Linked DNA regions of Homo sapiens: region 2 is linked to region 1. A link is a loop called in an ENCODE intact Hi-C map of the cell type or tissue named here. Cell type or tissue: A673. All regions are shown on one strand. Links, peaks and the distances in the headings refer to the core of each region. The heading gives the core; the rest is flanking DNA.

Region 1 (10,412 bases), core at 1,666-9,665:
AATGGCTAGAAATACCAGGATGTAATAGCAGCCAATGAAATTAGAGCCAAGTCTTGCCACAGTGGGAAAGGAAGTGAGGGAAGGAGACACCTTTCTTGCTCATGAGAGTAGATGAGGTTGTATCAAGTGTCTGGAAATTCAAGAGCCAAGACCTTTTGGGGAAGATTTTTGAAATGCAAGCTGAGGAATTTTGTTGGTGAGTGCCATGTTAAAAAATGCTAGGCACCTTGCTTGAAAGGCAGCATAGAGACTATCTCCAGAAAGCCCACTCTCAGTTCCTAAGTGTGGTGGCAGAAACACAATTATTAAGGACACTGGAAGATTACTCTAGAATTCTGAAAATGGAAATCCAAAGGCCTTGAATATAAAAGTTAGAAACTAAAGGGAAGAAAAGGAGCTTAGAAAAGAACTGAACCAACTTTGAAAATGTATAAATAGCATTAGTAGACAATGGTATCTGAAACATCTCTAAGAGGTTGCCTGCAAAGACAGTGGAATTTCTCCCAGAATACAGGAATTAAGAGTTATTGATAAAATTTTCCCCACCTGGGTTTCATTTTACCTCTTTTTGTTTGTTTTTTTAGAGATAGGGTCTTGCTCTGTGACCCAGGCTAGAGAGCAATGGCGCAATCATAGCTCACTGTAGTCTCAACTTCTGGACTCAAGCGAGCTTCTTGCCTCAGCCTCCAGAGTAGGTGGGACCACCGGTGCCTGCCACCACACGCAGCTACATTTTTTTTTTTTTTAAAGAGACGGGGTCTCACTATGTTGCCCAGGCTGGTCTCAATCTCCTGGCATCATATGATCCTCTAGTCTCAGCCCCCCAAAGTGTTGGGATTACAGGCTTGAGCCGCTGCACCCAGCCTCAAACCTGGGTTTTAAAATAGATGACGGAACTGGTACCGAGAAGCAGTTAAGACCATGAGGCCATTCTCTGTAAGTCTCTCCTCCATTGCTTGTTTACCTCAGATAACCCTAAGTCTCTGCTATGCACTCGAGCTGACGATAGCAACATGGGTCTAGGTTGTGACACATATCATGTACTGGGCTTGTAGAACATTGCTTTCTCTGGGGGAAATGCTGGCTGTATATAGAACTGGTGCTTTGAAGACAAGACCTTGCAGAGTTCTGGAGAGTCAAGTGTTTGTATAAGACCAGTGTTATGATATTTTATGCCCTTACTGCTCCCTGGAATGTGGGCTATATGAGATACAGGATAGATTCAACAATGGAGAAATCCAGCATATCAGCAATTCCAGCTTAGGGGACCCCCAGGTTGTAGCTTCTAGCAGACCCCAGAACAAAGCCCGTCTGGCTAGGGGTAAAAGCAGGGAAAGATGAAAATGGTGATTTTATACTTACAAAGGAATTTTAATTTCTTTGTGGGAAGGGGGAATGACTAGACAAGGAGGTTACACTTTACAGAAAAGGGCCTTAGTTGGGAGCATTCTCACACTGTTAAAAATCTCATTATTTGAACTATAAGGTTTATATTATCTAGTGGCTTCATATAACCTGGGGAAGGGGAGGTGGTTTAAAGGTTTCCTTCTGCTAAGCATGGCTCAAGGATTGCAACATTCAGCAAACAATTGCCTCCTTCCCATCCCCCATTTCACATGGCCGCTTACAGCAATGGTAGCAGCCAGAGAGCAGAACCAGCACAGGGTATCTGGCAATCAAATACCCAGATGAAATACAATTGGTTAGAAGACAAAAACTAAATTCTGCCCATGGAAGTCGGCTTGGGAGGTTACTGTCTAACATGTAATTGTAACCCACAGGTTGGACAGTACAACTCAGGTTGACCGGCCCAAGTGTGGGGGGCACTCCAAACTCCGGGGGGAGCTCAAGACTTGCCCTACCTCTTTACTCCTTCCAGAGAGAAGAAATGTGATCAAGTCTAAGATGATACCCAGGTCCTCAAGGACAGACAGGGGGAAAGATGGGGTGGGGCAATAGCTTTGGCTAGGAAGAGCAAATGTGGTCCTGAACACTGTCTACCTTTTCTGCTGCATGAGGCTGAAAGCTGCTCCCACTCTCCAAAGGCTGAGAAGGCCCAGGGAAGAGCTCAAGGCAATGGACCTGTTGCGGGCCTTTGGAGTAAAAGAGTCATCAAAGGTGACCTATGGGGCACTAGCAAGTTTGCAAGGGTAGAGAAGTTGGCAAGGCATGCCTTTGGTCATCAACTAGGAGGGCTGGCTTTTGGGATACTGGTCTTGTCCTTTCTTCACTTCTATCAGCGAATGATATGGGTGATTTGTAAAGATTTCTATTCTAACTCTGGCTAAAATACAAGGAAAGAAATTCTTTGTATTAATGCTTCGTCACTGCTCCTCCTCCCAAAAGAAGTGGTCACGGATGGGAGGAGAGCCTTCCGTCCACGGGTGTAAAGTACTAAATCAGCAATGTCCTGATTCATAGATGGTGACCTGTGGGTAAGAACGATTATCTATCACTGAATAGCTGCATCTTATTCTCGGGACAAAATTGCCTCTTGCAGACAGTAATTTCCAAACAGAAAACCTCTGTTATCAAATAAGGAAGAAAACTGAATGCCAATGGTAGTAGAGTGATTTTTTTTGACCCAGATGAACTAGTTTCAGATTTACTTCCTTTAAGTTCATATTCTTTCTACACTTCAGCATTTTTCTTGAAACAGCTTGGATTTGTACAGTTCCCTTTCTTCAAAGGACTCATTTAGCCTAACAATTTAGGATTGTTACTTTAGAACGCCAAAAATGGAAACCTAGATGCCTTGAATTTCAGCGTTAGAAATTAAAGGTCAGGAGACGAGAAAAGAATTAGACCAACTTCGATTGAAGTAGGGCTCAAGTATTAGCACATACGGGGCTCTTCCATTAAAAATATTTTATACAGGATGAATATTTCTAATTGCATAAGAGTGTCGCATCTCAGAACTTGTGGGATGTGGAGAAACCAAAGCATTTAACAGTCAAGTAACATGCTTGTGAGTACGGAACTGACTCCAGGAGAGTCAAGATAAAAACAAGAGGTTCTTCTGACTTCTAATGCACCGCCCCCTTTCGACTACCATAGGCTTCTTTTAGACCTACAGCCACAGAGCTGGCATGTTGGTTACTTTCATGCTTAAGAGACCAGCAGCATACAAATGTGAGGGACTGGCAGGATTACACCAAAGGAGGATTCTGAGCATTATTTGAATCAGTGTTTTACTACTTTCCTTGGGCAGCTTAGCTCTTCAAAGAATTTTAATACTCAACCTGTAGAAATATGATAGACAACTATTGGTTTTATTTTCAAGATTGAGAAAGAGGTCTAAGGAAACCCTTGTTCTCCCAACTCATTAGAGATGACAGGGCGGCTTCCTCTACTGTGACCTTACATCAACCACAGTGGATTTTATCATGAAGGGCTGCTCACACTGGATCACGCAATCAGGATAAGGGGAAACAGGACATTTTTCCTGAAAGGAAAAAAAATTGCAAAACTAAACCTTAAGCTTTAACAACCCTTCTATAATTTACTCCCAACTTACATAATTCTCATCCACACTGGCACTAAAGTGAAATGTTAACAGTACTTGAAATAGGATTTAAGCACTGTGGAAAATCTTATCTTTAATTTCAGATTGAAAATTCATCCTTAAAATCTGACAGGAGAAAATCCAAACCCTAGGGAAATGAGTTTCTTCCCCCAGAACCATTCCCTTCTATCTATAGCCCCACTTCTCCTAAAAGCAGAAACTCAGCAAGTACGTCAAGGGTGCCTAAACTGTGACTTGCTCTCTAGCACATGCAGTCTTACTGGGAAACATAGCATTAGCTGCTCAAAGTCTAAATGCAGCCTAGCAACACTTGGCTAGTGTATGTGTTTAAAAGAGGAAACAGAAAATGAGAAATAGCCCTAACTAGCTTTTGTTCTCTTTATCTAGAAGGTCATCCCAAGGACTCAGAACTCTGGGTTTGAGACCCTTTACAGTGTTACTTCCCCACCAGCTGGAGGCTGGGGCAGCTGGGATGGGAAGGGCATGTGGTAGGGAATGCGGTGGTGTGCGGGCTGTATGCACCAGGTGTCCACAGTGCGCAGAGCAGGCGCTGTGGCCGAGGCGGGACATAAACACGTGACAGGGCTCCTCTGCTTCTGCAGACACTTGGAGCCTAAGAAATGTGATTTGTTTCCTGTTTCAATAGGCATAAAAATGGGGAAGCAGGGACTATGATTATTAGTTGTCAAAATACTAAATACCTCCCAAAACCCTATGCTGTTTCCACCTTCTTCCGCAAGAAATAAAATTCCATGGCTGCTGGGGAAGAAAAAAAATGAAGAGGGAGTTGAGGAGAAGCAGAAATTTTCTGAGTCGAGATATCCCTCAGCACAGCAAAGTTATCCCCCCTCAATTATTCTCTATTAAAATTCAGATGAGGAAACTAGGGGTAGGCTCCAGGATCCGGCCTTTACTGTGGGTGACCATGTGAAAGAGACATCCCCCCCTCTTCTATTCTACCTTTTCTATGGGAAAAGTATAAAAGACCCTCATTAAGTGCTCTTGCAGGCCATTACAAAGCATTTCCAGGCACTCAGCTGAAAGTGTTTATGTAAGCGAAGTCCTTTTCAGCCCCTCTGGAGAAACACAGATATCAGCAACCTCCTACACAGCTGATATCTAGGGTTACCTCCTGAGAGGTTTCAAACTCTCTCACAAAAGGACAATCTGCCCAGGCCTGTTCTTTTTTTAATAGGGAAGGGAAGGCATGCTTGCAAGGCCAACTTACAGCAAGGGAAAAAAAAATCCTTGAGGCAAAACACAAGTGCAAACTGCCTTATTAAGTTTGTGAGGATGAAGAGTAGGAACTAAGAAGAGCTCTTTAAAATCCTGAGGAAGTTGCTCTGGATCATTACTATTAAGTTTTGTTTTGCCTTTTAACTGATTGTCCTTTTTATGCTCATCATACATCCCTGGGCTATCCCACAGAGAACACTGGACGTGTGTCTGTGAGCTGCCGGTGAGCTACCAGGTAAGATGTTGGAGGATGTTTAAGTGTGGAAGCAGCTAGGTGTGGTGGCTCGAACCTGTAATGCCAGCTATGTGGGAGGACTGCTTGAGGCCATGAGTTTCAGACCAGCCTGGGCAACACAGCAAGACCACCCCCAGCACACCCGCTTGGCCAATTAATCAATCAATCAATCAAGGCTGGATGCTATTTTGAGGCACGTGCACCCTTAAAACCTGGCCTAGTTTTGGCATGATGAGGCTACTTTGGTTTGGGGGTTGCTCAGAGGCTGGGTTTTTCTGGTACTTCCAAGGATGTTCATTTTGGGAGGCAATGCATTTGATTAGTGTCCAGTGGAAGGGTTTACAGCCATAGTGAGGTTCCCCCATTGCTCAGTACCAGAAGTTTGAGTACGGTCGTTTAAAAAATACTTATCTGACCACAGTGGAAAATTAAACAGGAGTGAAGGCAAAGGAGTAGAAAAACTACAACTTTGTCTCCCCCTGTGTTAAAATTGTAAGCCTAAGCAAGAAGTGTCTGTGTCGTGGCAGGTAAACACCTGGGCTATTCAGGCCTGGAGTAGAGGGGAGGTCAGAGAAGAGCAGGCAGGAATCCTCAATGGGGAGCTAAAGCCACAACCCCACGGGAAGGAGATAAAAGGGTTTAACAGCCTCAGATCAAGTCTCAACACCTCCCTCTCCAGGGGAAGCTAAACCACCCTCTCCTCTTATTATCACGCCCTTTAGACAGCTACAGTCTAAAATGAGAGACAAAGAAAGGGGAATGGGCTTCACTGGCTTTGTGGGTCAGCGGCAGCTCTTCCCCAGAATCCCAGGCCATCAGCCCGGCAGTTTAAGGGTTAAAGTGAGCACTTAAAAGAAAACTCAAACCCCATTAAGCCCAGGCTTGGAGAACAGGGAGCAGCAGGGAAGCCAAAGGAAACTAATTTTGGAGGCTCTCCAAGCTGCCAATCACAAGCATATTTCTAACAGTCCCAGTGTTGTTTGAGTTGGTTGTTTTTCCACGGGCTGCACAATGGGGTCTGGTTATTCATTGAAAAAGTCTGCAAGTGAGCCCCGCCCTCCATTCACAACCAATTTGGAATGCTCCATTCAGGCAAGAGGGGGAATCTGCAGCTCTGCTAGCTGGGGCAGACCTAATAGTGCTCAGCGCCCAGCTGTCGCCGCAGGGACGCTTGCTCGCTCAGTACGCTGTGTTTACGTAAGAAATTCAGACACGGCAGGGGATCTTGCCTGCTGTGCACCCTTCCTAGGATTCAAATGGCCAAGACCCTTGTGGAAATCTGCAAGGCTGTGCAAAAGTCCGCTAGAAGTAAGGTCAGAAAGTGCCCTCTGGCAAAACGGGAAAGGCAAAAGAAAAACTATCATGTGCCCCTCGGTTCAGAATCTGGCTGTAGCTACCAGCGGAGAGAAACAGACTTCAGTGGTATTTCTCCTGCCCCAGGGTGAGCTGGTTTGCATTAGGGCACAACTCTCTCTGGAAGCCTGCCTCTCCAGACCTTCCTTCCCATTCACTGCTGGTAGCTACATCGGGAGCCACCTGGCTTCCTCCCCAGGGGAGGAGGGCTCTGGAGACACTACCAGATTTTCTGGCTGCAGAGGAGGGGACAAGCTACCTATTAAGACAATTTCACAGTTCCTTTTTTGGCTTTGGATCCAGCCTGAAGAGTTCAGAATACCCTCCTGAATGCTCATGAGACATCAAAAGGGAAGAATGTGGAGATCTAAGGTTGGAGGGTGAAATCTACGCCGAGACTTTGCAAAGTACAAGGCAAAAAAAACTGGCTTTGCTTCTTAGATATTTTTTCCAAACCTTCAATAATCACCCTGAGGGAAAGCGGATGGAGCCCGTCTGACAACCAGACTTTATTTCAAGGAAAAGCATACTTCTTTATGAAAAGCAAATCCAGGAGATAAATTTTAGCTCATGGTTGTTTCCTTTTTTTCATCACATATTTGGCTATTTTCAAATGTCTTATGTATGCTTCTTCTCACTGCCTGCCCTCATGTCCCCTCCAGCGAACTCAGTGCCACTGGAAGCATTTCTCTGAAGTCCTTCTGACCACAGAATCCCCATTCCATGCCTCGGCTGTTCAGATCAGCCTCAAACTCCTGGCCTTTTAATAACTAGATCTTATCCTGCTCCCTGGAATCTTGCACTCTCTGCTTCAATTTTCCCCTAGATGCTTCTTTCTTTTTAAACAAGGGAGCCCCCTTTATTTTCTATGCAGAGTCCTCTTACGGGGAATTCTTTTCCCTTTAACATCTGAGTTGCTAACCCACTGTCATTTGCCTGCCAGGCCCAAAGGTGTACTTACATTATGGTTATAATTTATACATACACACTCTAACTAGTGCCGGCACATACTAGGGGCCTGGTATCTTGCCACTCCTTTAAGCCAAGCCTAGAGGGATAGGACAATGATAGAAACTGACGACCAAAGCCTCTGTTAAATGAGCTTGATGAGTTCACAAAATGAATTTTTAAAAAAGCAACCTAATCCGGTAATGGCATCAGCATGCCTGGCACTTGTCCAAGAGCTGGGAGCTGCAACATGACAAGCCTCTGAGCTCCTTGGATTCCAAGTGGAGAAGCACTGTGTGCCAGGGCACAGATGGGGCCCAAGCTGCCTCAAGGGCAGCCGTATGCCCGAGAGGGGGCTGTCAGCCTCTGAGGCTGGATGTACTTTACCACCACTAAAACCCAAGAAATGTGTGGAGGGAACAGTTTCTCGGCAGAGAATCACACACCCCACCCCACCACCAAGAAACATTTTTTTCTAGGGCTGAAATTAAAACAATGATACTACTAGATGGTAGAAATGGGAGACAGTACACATTTTCGGCTTCATTATGCTACCCATGCCTTACTCCTGTAAAACTGAAGAATGCTGAAAGAGGAGGGGATAAATGGTAATTTCTTCATGGATGCCAGGATTTTGTTACTTCTGGCACCTACACAAGTGATCTTGACACAGATGTAACTCCCCGTCCCAAATCTTTCTCACCAAATACAAAGGACTGGTAAGCCTACTGGGTTTTGTTAGATGACTAACAGCGCAGAGACACAGAAGGGTAAGAGAAAAATTCAGTTTTAAATAAGCCTAACTGAATTAAAGGTAGACGAAAGCAGATTTTGTAAAACAGATGGCTCCTTTAAGTAAATGCGTACTGTAGGTCTTGGGTCCTTCAGAATACTGAGTCTAAGAATCTTTGAGGCTATCAAAACAGGAAGGATTTCAAATCATTTAGCACCCTCCCAGCAGTAAGGTACTGGGCTAACTAACAAACACTTTGAAAGTAACACTGTAAAACCTGGAGTCAAAGAATCTCTCCTCCATGTTTTCCTCACGCTTTCATCAGCATTCTTTTCTACCTTCAGAACTACTGATTCCTGAAAAGTATAAACCAATGGCCTTGTTTTCCCTCAAACCTCTTATTTTTAAAGTGCCCACTGTTTTCTTTCTTACCTTGCCAAACAAAAAGACTTTAGGATGATCCTTTTGAATAGAGGTGGCCCAAGCAAGAAAACGTGGTGTTTTGCTACACCACACCTAGGACCAAAGACCAAAATGATGTACCCTCTCCAAAGGAAAGGCACTGCCTCTACTGTACTAAACTCACACATTAATAAAGAAATCCAGCTGAATAATCTCATCGTGAAACAGGATTAAGATCAATGTGTTTTAGGCTCAAGGGCTGTCATAACAGTTAATCCTATTTCCCCAGCCGTCTATTGCAATGTATTTATGAAAAGTCGATTTTATCAGTTAATTAGCTGGTCCTTAGGAAATTACTTGTACTTCCTCCAGTTGTTCCATTCTCTTTGAAACACAGATCTAAAAAGAACACTTCAAGGGGAAAATGGGGTCATTTGGATCTTAAAACAATTCTCTAGGCTGTATTTGGTATGGAGGCCATGACTTTGAAATAAGATTTTTATCATGCTCTCTACTCAGCATAAAATATCTTAGTTATTCAAGATGCTAACAGGTATATATTTATAATATCATAACTGAAATTAATAAGTGAGATTAAAAATCAGACCCAAAATGTATATTTAAAAAACTGCTATTTATATATGCTAAAATCTAGTAACACACTCTTTAAGTACCCAGTCAGTTCAGAAAAATGAATGGAACACATCACCTTACCCCGACTTTGAAACACTCTTGAGTTCCAATCTTATCCATGGCATAGTTAGTTCTATGAAAATGTGTAGTAAATATGTACATACATCTATGCACTGACCCAGATTCCCTGGTTTAGCCGCTCTATGTGTTAAGGTACACATTTAGCTACATACACAGTTACATAGATATATACACATGCACAAACACTTTTTCATATATAGGAAATATGTACACAGTTTTATCTGTATACACACGAAAGGTGTCTTCTAGGAAACATGGCAGTTTTCTTTTGTTTTCGTTTTTTAGAGATAGGGTCTTGCTCTGGTACCTAGGCTGGGGTACAGTGGTGTGATCACTACTCGCTTCAACTGTAACCTCGAACTCCTAGGCTCAAGAGATCCTCCCGACTTGGCCTCCTAAAGCACTGAGGTTACAGGTGTGAGCCTAAATATGTCAGTTTTTTATAATTTTTTTCTTTTATAATTACTCTCTGTCTTCCAAATCCTAGATGGAAAAACTCAAAGCATGAAGGTATTGAGTAACTTTCTCAGGATCATAGAAGGAAGAGAAGTGAGTGCTGAATTGGACAGCCAGAGGCCTCCCAGATGCTTTCCTGAACACCATCTCCAGGTATCTGAAATAATGGAGACCCTGAATACACTTGAATATGCCACTACTCCCTGGCTCTGCAGCTTTGTGAGAGCTTCTTTAAGAATATTATTTTATACATCTTCCTCTTACTTCACCTAAACCTTCCCATCTGCCCCCACTACTGGTCAGTCTCTTCAGCTATTTGGGAATAGCTGTGAAAGGAGGGGGCTGGGCAAGCTTGTCTCTACAAAGGACATCCAACTCAAGCAATCTGAGATCTTCAGAGTTACTTCTTAGGACCAAGGGACAATGAGGTCCACTGGTAGAATCCCTATGATCTATAGATTTCTATTCCCTTGAATTTGACCTTTCAGAGTCTCCATGCTTTACTGATATCTATATGTGTGAGGTAGAGGTGAAATCTGTACAGCTAGAAGTAAGCTGGGCATTTCTATAAGATATAAAAGCAATGGTTTCATTCACTCAAATCAGACTTAAGGATGTATCCCTATGGGCAGGAAACCCAATTCTAAGAAACTTACAAAATATAATCTCTTTAGAAGTTGAACTTTTAGTGTTTAGAGAAAAAAAAAAGCCATAATCTTTAAAACTGACATTCCAAAATAAAAATATTACCTACATTTCTTAGTATTTCTCTTTCTTTCATGTATACAATAAATTTACACATATACAAT
Region 2 (10,412 bases), core at 1,131-9,130, 75 kb before region 1:
AAAAAAAGAAATTCTGTTGTTTAGTGTAGCCACCTTCACCAACAATCTTAGCTAGATCTTCTGGATAACTTGCTGCAGCTTCTCCATCAGCACTTACTGCTTTGCCTTGCGCTTGTATGTTATAGAGATGGCTTCTTTCCTTAAACCTTATGAACCAACCTCTGCCGGCATCCAAATTTTCTTTTGCAGCTTCCTCACCTCTCTTAGCCTTCATAGAACTGAAGAGAGTTAATCCAGTTGCTCTGGATTAGACTTTGGCTTAAGGGAATGTTGTGACTGGTTTTGATCTTCTAACCAGACCATTCAAACTTTGTCCATATCAGCAAACAGGCTGTTTTGCTTTCTTACTATTCATGTGTTCTCTGGAGGAGCACTTTTAATTTCCTTCAAGAACTTTTCCTTTGCGTTTATGACTTGGCTAACTGTTTGGTGCAAGAGCTTTTGGCCTATCTTGCCTTTCAATATGCCTTCCTCTCTAAATTTACTTATTTCTAGCTTTCGATTTAAAGTGAGAGATGTGCGACTCTTCCTTTCATTTCAACACTCAGAGGCCATCGTAGGGTTTTTAATCAGCTTAATTTCAATATTGTGTCTTAGGGAATAAGGAGGAGAGAGAGAGAGAGAGAGACAGGGAACAACAAGCTGGTGGAGCAGTAAGAACGCACACATTTATTGATTAAATTTGCCCTATGATGCCCCAAAACAATTACAATAGTAGCATCAAAAATCACTGATCACATGGCCGGGCACGGTGGCTCAAGCCTGTAATCCCGGCACTTTGGGAGGCTGAGGCGGGTGGATCACCTGAGGTCAGGAGCTCAAGACCAGCCTGATCAACATGGTGAAACCCCGTCTCTACTAAAAATACAAAAATAGCCAGGTGTAGTGGTGGGCACCTGTAGTCTCAGCTACTGGGGGGGCTGAGGCAGGAGAATCGCTTGAACCTAGGAGGCAGATGTTGCAGTGAGCAGAGATTGTACCATTGCACTCCAGCCTGGGCAACAGAGTGAGACTCCATCTAAAAAAAATCACTGATCACAGAAGACTGTAATAGATATAAAAATAATGAAAAAGAATTGAGTATTAAAATATTGTGAGAATCACTGAAGTGCAACACAGAGACACAAAGTAAGCAAATGTTATTAGAAAAATGGCACCAATAGACTTGTTTGATGCAGGTTTGTCACAACCTTCAATTTGTAAAAAACAAAACAAAACAAAAAACAACACACACACACACACACAATGTCTGTGAAGCGCCATAAAGTGAAGCACATGGGATAACTAGCTACCCATATGCATAAAATTGAAACTGGATCCATTCCTTACACCATATACAAAAATCAATTCAAGATGATTTAAAGACTTAAATATAAAACCCAAAACTATAAAACCCTAGAAGAAAACCTAGGCAACACCATACCATTTAGGTGCTAGGCACCGGCGAAGATTTCATGAGAAAGGTGCCAAAAGCAACTGCAACAAAAGCAAAAATTGACAAATGGGATCTAAATAACTAAAGAGCTTCTGCGCAGCGCAAGAAACTAGCAACAGAGTAAACAGACAACCTACAGAATGGAAGAAAAGTTTTGCAAACTATGCATCTGACAAAGGTCTAAAATCCACCATCTATAAAGAAGTTAAACAAATTTGTAAGAAAAAAACAACCCCATTAAAAAGTGGGCAGAGAACATGAACAGACACTTCTCAGAAGAAGACATATGTGCGCCCAACAAACATCTGAGAAAAAACTCAACATCACTGATCATTAGAGAAATGCAAATTAAAACCACAATGAGATACTGTCTCATACCAGCCAGAATAGCTATTATTAAAAAGTAAAAAAAAAAAAAAGATGCTGGTGAGGTTGTGGAGAAAAAGAAACAGTTTTACACTGTTGGTAGGAGTGTAAATTAAACCACAGTGGAAGACAGTGTGGCAATTCCTCAAAGACTAGAGACAGAAGTACATTCCACCCAGCAATTTCATTACTGGGTAAATACCCAAAGGAATATAAATCGTTCTACCATAAAGACACATGCACACATATTTTCATTGCAGCACTATTCACAATAGCAAAGACACAGAATCAATCAAAATGCCCATCAACGATAGACTGGATAAAGAAAATGTGGTACATATACACCATGGAATACTACACATCCATAAAAAGAATGAGATCATGTCCTTTGTAGGCACATGGATGGAGCTGGAGGCCATTATCCTTAGCAAACTAATGTGGAACAGAAAAGCAAATACTGCATGTTCTCATTTATAGGTGGCAGCTAAATGATAAAACACAGGGACACATAGAGGGGAACAACACACACTGGGCCCACTGGTGTGCGAAAGGTGGGAGGAGGGAGAGGATCAGGAAAAATAACTAGTGGGTACTAGGCTTATTACCTGGATGATGAAGTAATAGGTACTACAAACCCCCGTGACACACATTTAACTATGTAACAAACCTGCACATCCTGCACATGTACCCCTGAACTTAAAAGTTAAAAAAAATAAAGTGAGGCACAATACGATGAGATATTCCTGTACTTGTTAATTTTGCTGCTTAAGTTGTTCCAGCTTTGGCCATTGGGAGTTCTTTCACCTAGTTCTTATTCCTTTGAAATATGACCACCAATTTTTAAAAATTTATTTATTTTTTAGCATTTCCTTACTTTCTGGCACTACAAGATGCTACAGTCTCGTGTTTATTTCCTGCCCCAGATTGTAGCCATTTATTTGTGTTGTTCTTTTGTACTCCTTAATTTCAGATTAATGTTGTATTTTTTCCCTCAGAATAGCTGAAAAATTAAAAAAATATTAGAATGGTGTGTCAGATAGGGTCTTGTGATATGGTCCAGCTTTAAAGATTTGTAAGTTGTTTTGATTTCTTGGTTGAAGTAAATTTTTTTTTTTTTTTGAGATGGTGTCTCTCTCTGTTGCCAGGATGGAGTGCAGTGGCATGATCTCAGCTCACTGCAACCTCCGCCTCCTGGTTCAAGCGATTCTTCTGCCTCAGCCTCCTGAGTAGCTAGGATTACAGGCACGTGCCACCATGCCCAGCTAATTTCTGTATTTTTAGTAGATATTGGATTTCACCATGCTGGCCAGGCTGGTCTCGAACTCCTGACCTCGTGATCTGCCTGCCTCAGCCTCCCAAAGTGTTGGGATTACAGGCATGAGCCACTGCACCCGGCCGAAATAAACATTTTAATACCAAATTTGGTATTCATGATTTTATATATATTTTCATTTGTTTATTTTTGAGATAGAGTCTCGCTCTTGTTGCCCAGGCTGGAGTGCAGTGGCGCAATCTCTGCTTATCGCAACCTCCGTCTCCAGGGTTCAAGTGATTCTCCTGCCTCAGCCTCTCGAGTAGCTGGGATTACAGTTGCCCGCCACCACGCCTGGCTAATTTTTTGTATTTTTAGTAGAGATGGGGTTTCACCATGTTGGCCAGGCTGGTCTCGAACTCTTGACCTCAGGTGATCTGCTTGCCTTGGCCTCTCAAAGTGCTGGGATTACAGGCATGAGACACCGCACCCGGCCATATATATGTTCCTTTAAAAGAGACCTTTCTGGCCAGGCTCAGTGGTTCATGCCTGTAATCCCAGCATTTTGGGAGGTCAAGGCAGGTGGCTCACCTGAGGTCAGGAGTTCGAGACCAGCCTGGCCAATATGGTGAAACCCCATCTCTACTAAACATATAAAAAATTAGTTGGACATTGTGGCAAGCACCTGTAATCCCAGCTACTCAGGAGGCTGAGGCAGGAGAATCGCTTGAACTTGGGAGGCGGAGGTTGCGGTGAGCCGAGATCGCACCACTGCACTGCCTGGGCAATAGAGTGACTCCATCACATACAAACACAAAAATAATAAATAAATAAATAAATAAATAAATAAATAAATAAAAGAGACCTTTCCTTTGTACTTATGACTTGGATGTTTGTTGCAAGAGGCCTAAAACTTTTATACAGTTATAACTGTATAACTGTATAAACTGTATAACTTTTATAACTGTATAAAAGTTTTAGGCCGTAGATATTTCCCTGCTGAGCCTCTGCTGCCCCTTGGCTGCCTAAAAGTGAACCAAGGCACCAAGGAATGAAGGCCTTCAACAGTCGCCAGCCTTCAACAGTCATGGTCAAGAGAGAGAGTGACAAAATTGGGACATGGAAAAAAAGCTGACCCAGCCCATAGGCCAGGACAGCTGAGCCATCCCTTAAGCTGGCTGCTGACCACAGGTCTTTGTTAACAGCCCTTCTTTGCCAATAATGTAACTTCAGTTGTTGTATTTATTATTTTACTAACCATGTGGTACTGGTGATTCACTCAATAAGTGTTCAGCGAGAACATCTGCTATGTGTTAGGCATCTCGCTGGGCACGGCTGGAGATAATAAGCAAGACAGGAAACTAGGAAGCTAGGAACCAACTCCTAGAAACTTAAAGTGCAGGGGAAGAGATAAGATAGGAAAGTATATGGATAATTACAAATGGAATGTAACAGGTACTCTGGGGCCGTATAATTCTCTAGGAGAGTCTTATTCTCTTTTGGGGTATCAGGGAAAGTGCCATAGAGCAGGAGATATTTGCATTGGGTCTTGACAAATGAGTAGAAGTTTGCCAGGCAGAGAAAGGGTCACTTCAAGTTGGGAAATGAAGTCAGGCTCTATGAATACAGCTTAGGGTTGTGAAAAGTCCCGCCAGGCACATCAGGAACCCTAGAGAGGTCAGCGAACCCAAAATGTAATAACGATTTGGTATTCTTTCCTAGATTAACAGTTCCTGTACCAGACTCATCTTCGTAACTCTAGCACCCAGACAGCTCATGGAGAATAGTAGGTGCTCCACAGCGTTTGTTGAGTGAAAAAAAGAAAACATGCAACATGCATTCTAAATTGACTTCTTCAATGTATGCGAATATTTGACTATAAAGACGTGCAGCATAACATTATACACAATAAAAACCTCAAAAGAACTTACATTTTCAGGTTGGTTAGAAAAAGCATGGTATGTTCACGAATACAACAGAATTTGATGTAGCCAATAACAATAAATATTATATTTATGAATATGGAAGAGTATTTAAATATATTGTTGAGTGGGAGTAAAAGGTTACAAAACCAAAAGGTACAATATGAACAAGTTTTGTAAATTATATATTGTGTATGTAGATATATACACACACACAGATATATATATATATATATATATACACACATGTATATGTATATATATGAACTATCTGAAAGGATTTTTTGCAAATTTATGGATTATTTTGATTTTCTATTTTTGGTTTACTACTTTTTCTAATTTTTCTATAATGCATATACATTAAATGTGTAATAAGAAAAATGCTTTTAGAAAACTAAAAGTTTTGAGAAAAAGTGTTTACTGAAAGTGTTTGGTTCCTAAGTGATGGTTTCCTGACCATTGTCTCGTTTAATTCTCACTACTGCCCTGGGTTAGAGGCAAATCTGGCATTACTATGAGTGAGAAGTGTTAGTATTGGGAACTGAGGCTCAGAGCCTAAATTCGGCCTTGCCTAAATTCTCACATCTGGTAACTGGCTGAGCTGGAAGTCATCCACAGACCTCTCAACTCCAAGTGAGATTATCCTGGGGGAGGCAGAAAACAGCCACAGCGATATTCCAGGGCTTTTTCCAGACATTGCAGCTTTTGAAGATGATACTGTGGAAGAATATTTGAAAATATGCAAAGAGGTCCACAAACAATTTTTAAGTAAAAAAAAAAGCAAGTTACAGAAGTATCATCCCATTTCAGTAAAAACTAATGTTTGCATAAACATGGAAAATAAAAAGCAATAGAATATATTGTCAAGTCAAAAAGCTGAATGCAATGTATGTGATATGCTACCTTTTGTAGTAAGACAGGGGTAAAATAAGAATTTATGTTTGTACTTGTATTTGCATTAGACAACATTAGAAGGATGTAAAAACAATCAGAGTTTACCTGAGAAGGTGGAAGTGGGTGGGAAACATGATGGAGGGGGAAGGGGAGGGGCAATACTTCTCAAGGAATATCTTTTTAATGCCACTTTGATTTTGAACCATGCCAAAACCAAAAATTAAAACAATTTTAAATGTGGTAGACATAGCAAAATGCTTATTTTTGGGTAGTAGAGAAACAGAATATGTATTCCCTTCTCTTGGTGCATCTATATTTTCTCAATGTTTTACATGTGTAAGAAAGGAGTTATTTTGAAACATTTTTTTCGAAACTTATTAAAGTCTTTGTACCCCATGGTTGAAAAGAGGAGTTGAAGGAGATTTCAAAAGGATTTCAGGAAAAAAAGGCATCCCGTAGGATACTGTAAAAAGGAATCCTTTTTTTTTCACCTGAATCTGTTTATCCCTTCAGCCTGCCAGGCTGCAAAGATGCATTCTGGACCTGGTTTCCATTTTAGGAATAGTCCCTAGAGTTCCCTCTGGAATTGCATTCAGGATACTCCTTGGCTAAAAGGTGATTTCTCACTACAAGGCTAGTCCTCCCCAGCCCCAATGTTGATTCAGATAATGCTCAAAAAAGAATCCCACACCACCTACTTTCAGGGAAATGGAAGACGTCCAGTCCAAATATATTCTCTGGGCCTTTAGCATTTTTGATTGATTGTGAATTTAAGGTATTTTTAACTCAATTCAAGTGCTTCTGTCTCCAGAGACTGCTCCTCCTCTGCTCCTCGGCTGTGTTGCCTGAGTTGTATTCGGTGAAGTTTGGCTGGGTGTTTGTTGACACATTTTCTGGGCAAGGCTATTTGAGAAACATTGACATTTCCCCTAACTTCCTCTCCAGGCATCAACCCAGTTTGTCTCCTTATCCCTGTTGGTGCTCCAAGTCTCTTTCTTGGAAGCGAAGAATCTGCTTTCGTCTTCACAATCACTTTCAGATTTTTTCTTCTCTCTTTCTTTATTTCCTTCTCCAGACTTGTCTCTATTCCCTCAGCTTGGGCCTCTGCCCAGTCAGCTTCCGAAACATGCTGTCTCCCTAAGCACACAGTCCTCTGCTCTCAAATTTGGAAAGGTCCTCGGAAATCTTTTTACTTTTGCAAAATAATCAGGAATCTCCTCTACCACATCTTGGCCAGATGGTCATCCAATGTCTTCTTGAACGCCCCTAATGACAGAGAGCTCACTCTCTTTCAAACCGTTGTTAGTGTTTCCTAAGGAAGCCGAGAGCAAGCTGGAGGTCCCCTTGCTTGCTCTTTAGTTAGTTTTCATCCGAGTGAAAAGAATGGCCCGAGGGAAGGAGGATGGAAAAGAGAAGAGATCATTGCCCAGTCTGGACTAAAGGGAGCAGGTCTGAGACTGGCATTTCCCCCAAAGGCAATGAGGTAGCCTAGAAAGAGCTCTGCATTTGGCCTCAGAAGACAGGACCTCATCCCGGCTCCATCTTTCACTTACTGACCCAGTAATCTGGGTCATTCGTACTGAGTCTAGCTTCTCTTATTTATAAAATTGGAGGTGTAATTACTTCATAGGACTAATGGGAGTGTTGAATGAAATAATGCAGGTGGAAATGCTTTGTAACTAGAAAGAGTCTTGCAAACAAGAGCATAGTTATCATCTAAGATGCTAGATGCTTAGCTTGGTAAATCTGTGAACTAGCTTAGCCCAAGGAGGTTACAAAGTGGAGAGTTTGTGGATTTACTCTGCCTGTACCTATGTGTCATTGGCAGAGTCAGCTTGTGGCCACCGTGGCCTCCTCTGAGGGGAAAACTGCAATGTGATGACAGAATCTGGGCAAGTCGGAGGCTGAGGATGTGAGTTCTCATCTGGAATAAAATGCTCATTTTCAAGATGAATAAGATGGGTTGGCGACTTGCCCAGTCCTATGGCTCACTACGGTGGGCTGGACTGTGACCCTAGAAGCCTGATTTCTAGGCACAGCTGCTGTGAGGTTTCTGACACAGGTGCAGTTGTTATGTCGGATAGTATAATCTTCATTGTGCAGGACTTCCTGGATCACTGTTGCAAGTTTAACATCTCTGGTCCTCATCCACTAAATGGCAGTTGCAGCCCCTTGTCTTAAGGCTATTAAAAAGGCCCCCACACATCTGCCATTTCTTTTGGGGGCAGTACTTCCCCTGGTTGACAACCACTGGGAACTTCAGTGATACATCCTGTAAAGTGGAAAGAATATTGGATCATGAGTTAGAAAATAATGTCTGCCCTTAACCAGCTCTGTGATCTAAAGAAAATGATTTCATGTCTCTAAGCATTAGCTTCCTCATCTATGGAAAGAGGGAGCACATCCAGAGGCTCTCTGAGGTCTCTTCCACGCCTCTGTGCCCCAGGCCTCCCTCTCTGGCCTGCCTGCACCCAAAATGCCTCTATCAGTGAGCTTTCATGTTAGGTCTTGATATGATAGGTGATTTGGGTTCTTTTATATACACCTTTCTATATTTTCTAAATGTTATACATTGAATATATATTGTTTTTCGTAGTCACAAATTGATATGGCTTGATAGTGTCCCCACCCAAATTTAATCTTGAACTGTAGCTCCCATAATTCCCATGTGTTGTGGGAGGGACCTGGTGGGAGGTAATTGAATCATGGGGGCAGGTTTTTATTGTGCTGTTCTCGTCATGGTGAATCAGTCTCACGAGATCTGATGGTTTTATAAAGGGCAATTCCCCTGCACATGCTCTCTTTGCCTGCTGCCATGTAAGACACGCCTTTGCTCCTCCTTCGCCTCTTGCCATGATTGTGAGGCTTCCCCAGCCATGTGGAACTGTGAGTCCATTAAACCTTTTTCCTTTATGAATTACCCAGTCTCTGGTATGTCTTATTAGCAGTGTGAAAAGGGACTGATACACAAATACTTCCTCATCTATCTATTCTCTCACTCTAGTTCTCATTCTCACTCTTGAGGACTAGCCTCCCCCCAGCCCCCTGTCATTCCTCACCCTCTCCCCTCTACCCGTGGGGATTGTTCCATTGGTATTCAAGCTTCTTTCACTAAAGAAACAAAACCAAAAACCTTTGACCAATATATCTCTCTTTTCCTCATTACAATTGCAGATGTTTTAAAAATTATGTGCTACTTTTTCTTTTTAATTTTTTATTTTTCCATAATTTCATACTTACAGAAATTTGAAAGACTAGTACAAAGAATTCCCACATAACTTTCACCCAGATTTCCCCAACATTTACATTCTACCATATTTGCTTTAACTATCTCCCTATCTCTCTCCCCATTTTTTTTTTTTTTTTTGTGGAGATAGAGTCTCGCTCTGTCACCCAGGCTGGAGTGCAGTGGCACAATGTTGGCTCACTGCAACCTCCACCTCCTGGATTCAAGTGATTCTCCTGCCTCAGCCTCCCGAGTAGCTGGGATTACAGGCACCTGCCACCATTGCCCAGCTAATTTTTATATTTTTAGTAGAGACGGGGTTTCACCATGTTGGCCAGGCTGGTCTCGAACTCCTGGCCTCAGGTGATTTGCCCGTCTTGGCCTCCCAAAGTGCTGGGATTACAGGTGTGAGCCACTGTGCCTGGCCCCTATCTATATCTATATAGTTTAATATAAATATATGTATATTAAATATATTAAATATAATTATAATATAAATTAATATAATATAAATATAATTAAATTATATTTAATATAAATATATACATATATATATTTTCCTGGACTGTTGCAAAAAGGTTTTACCTTTATCCCTAAGTACTTCAGTATGTGTTTCCTATAAACATAAGTACAATGATTAGAATCAGGAAGCTAACATTAATATAATATCCGGTCTACAGACCTTCTTTATGACTTGTCATTTGTTCCAATAATGTTCTTTATAGCAAAGAAGCATTCGGGATCATGCTTTATTTTCAGTTGTCACATTTCCTTAGCTATTTTTGATCTGGAACAGTTCCTCAGTTTTTTTCTTTGTGTTTCATGACATTGACTTATTATTATTATTTTTTTTTGGGATGGAGTCTCGCTCTGTCGCCCAGGCTGGAGTGCAGTGGCGCAATCTTGGCTCACTGCAAGCTCCGCCTCCCGGGTTCACGCCATTCTCCTGCCTCAGCCTCCCGAGTAGCTGGGACTACAGGCACTCGCCACCGCGCCAGGCTAATTTTTTGTACTTTTAGTAGAGATGGGTTTCACCGTGTTAACCACGATGGTCTCGATCTCCTGACCTTGTGATCTGCCTGCCTCGGCCTCCCAAAGTGCTGGGACTACAGGCGTGAGCCACTGCGCCCGGCCGACATTGACACTTTTTAAAGAGTAGAGGCTGTTTTTTCTTTTTTTTTTTTTTTGTAGAAAATTCCTCAATTTTAATTTTCTTATGTTTCCTCATGATTAGAATAAAGTTATGCTTCTTCGGCAGGAACACCACAGAAGCAATGCTGTTTCTGTCAATGTCACATCAGGAGCACGTAATGTTGA

What was found. A loop is a pair of places that touch in the nucleus more often than their neighbours do. Peaks named below come from ENCODE experiments on the same cell type or tissue, not always from the same donor. Only the 100,000 strongest peaks of a DNase experiment are listed, where the experiment ranks them.
Region 2: a loop joins it to region 1, with 5 times the contacts of the local background. A loop is called at or near these places in 2 of 110 quality-filtered maps.

What each region holds. Positions count from the first base shown.
Region 1 is chr3:186,091,869-186,102,280 of GRCh38, forward strand. All of the region lies in intron 5 of ETV5 (ETS variant transcription factor 5), which reads right to left. Among named protein-coding and RNA genes, the nearest start is that of ETV5, 12 kb to the right of the region's middle. RefSeq lists an enhancer at 5,718-6,231. In A673, for the core only: a CTCF peak has its summit at 1,804; DNase peaks (open chromatin) are centred at 6,033, 7,523 and 8,743; H3K4me3 peaks cover 1,834 bases; H3K27ac peaks cover 2,553 bases.
Region 2 is chr3:186,017,559-186,027,970 of GRCh38, forward strand. No RefSeq gene overlaps it. Among named protein-coding and RNA genes, the nearest start is that of ETV5-AS1, 56 kb to the right of the region's middle. In A673, for the core only: no CTCF peak of the experiment used is centred there; a DNase peak (open chromatin) is centred at 4,373; H3K27ac peaks cover 873 bases.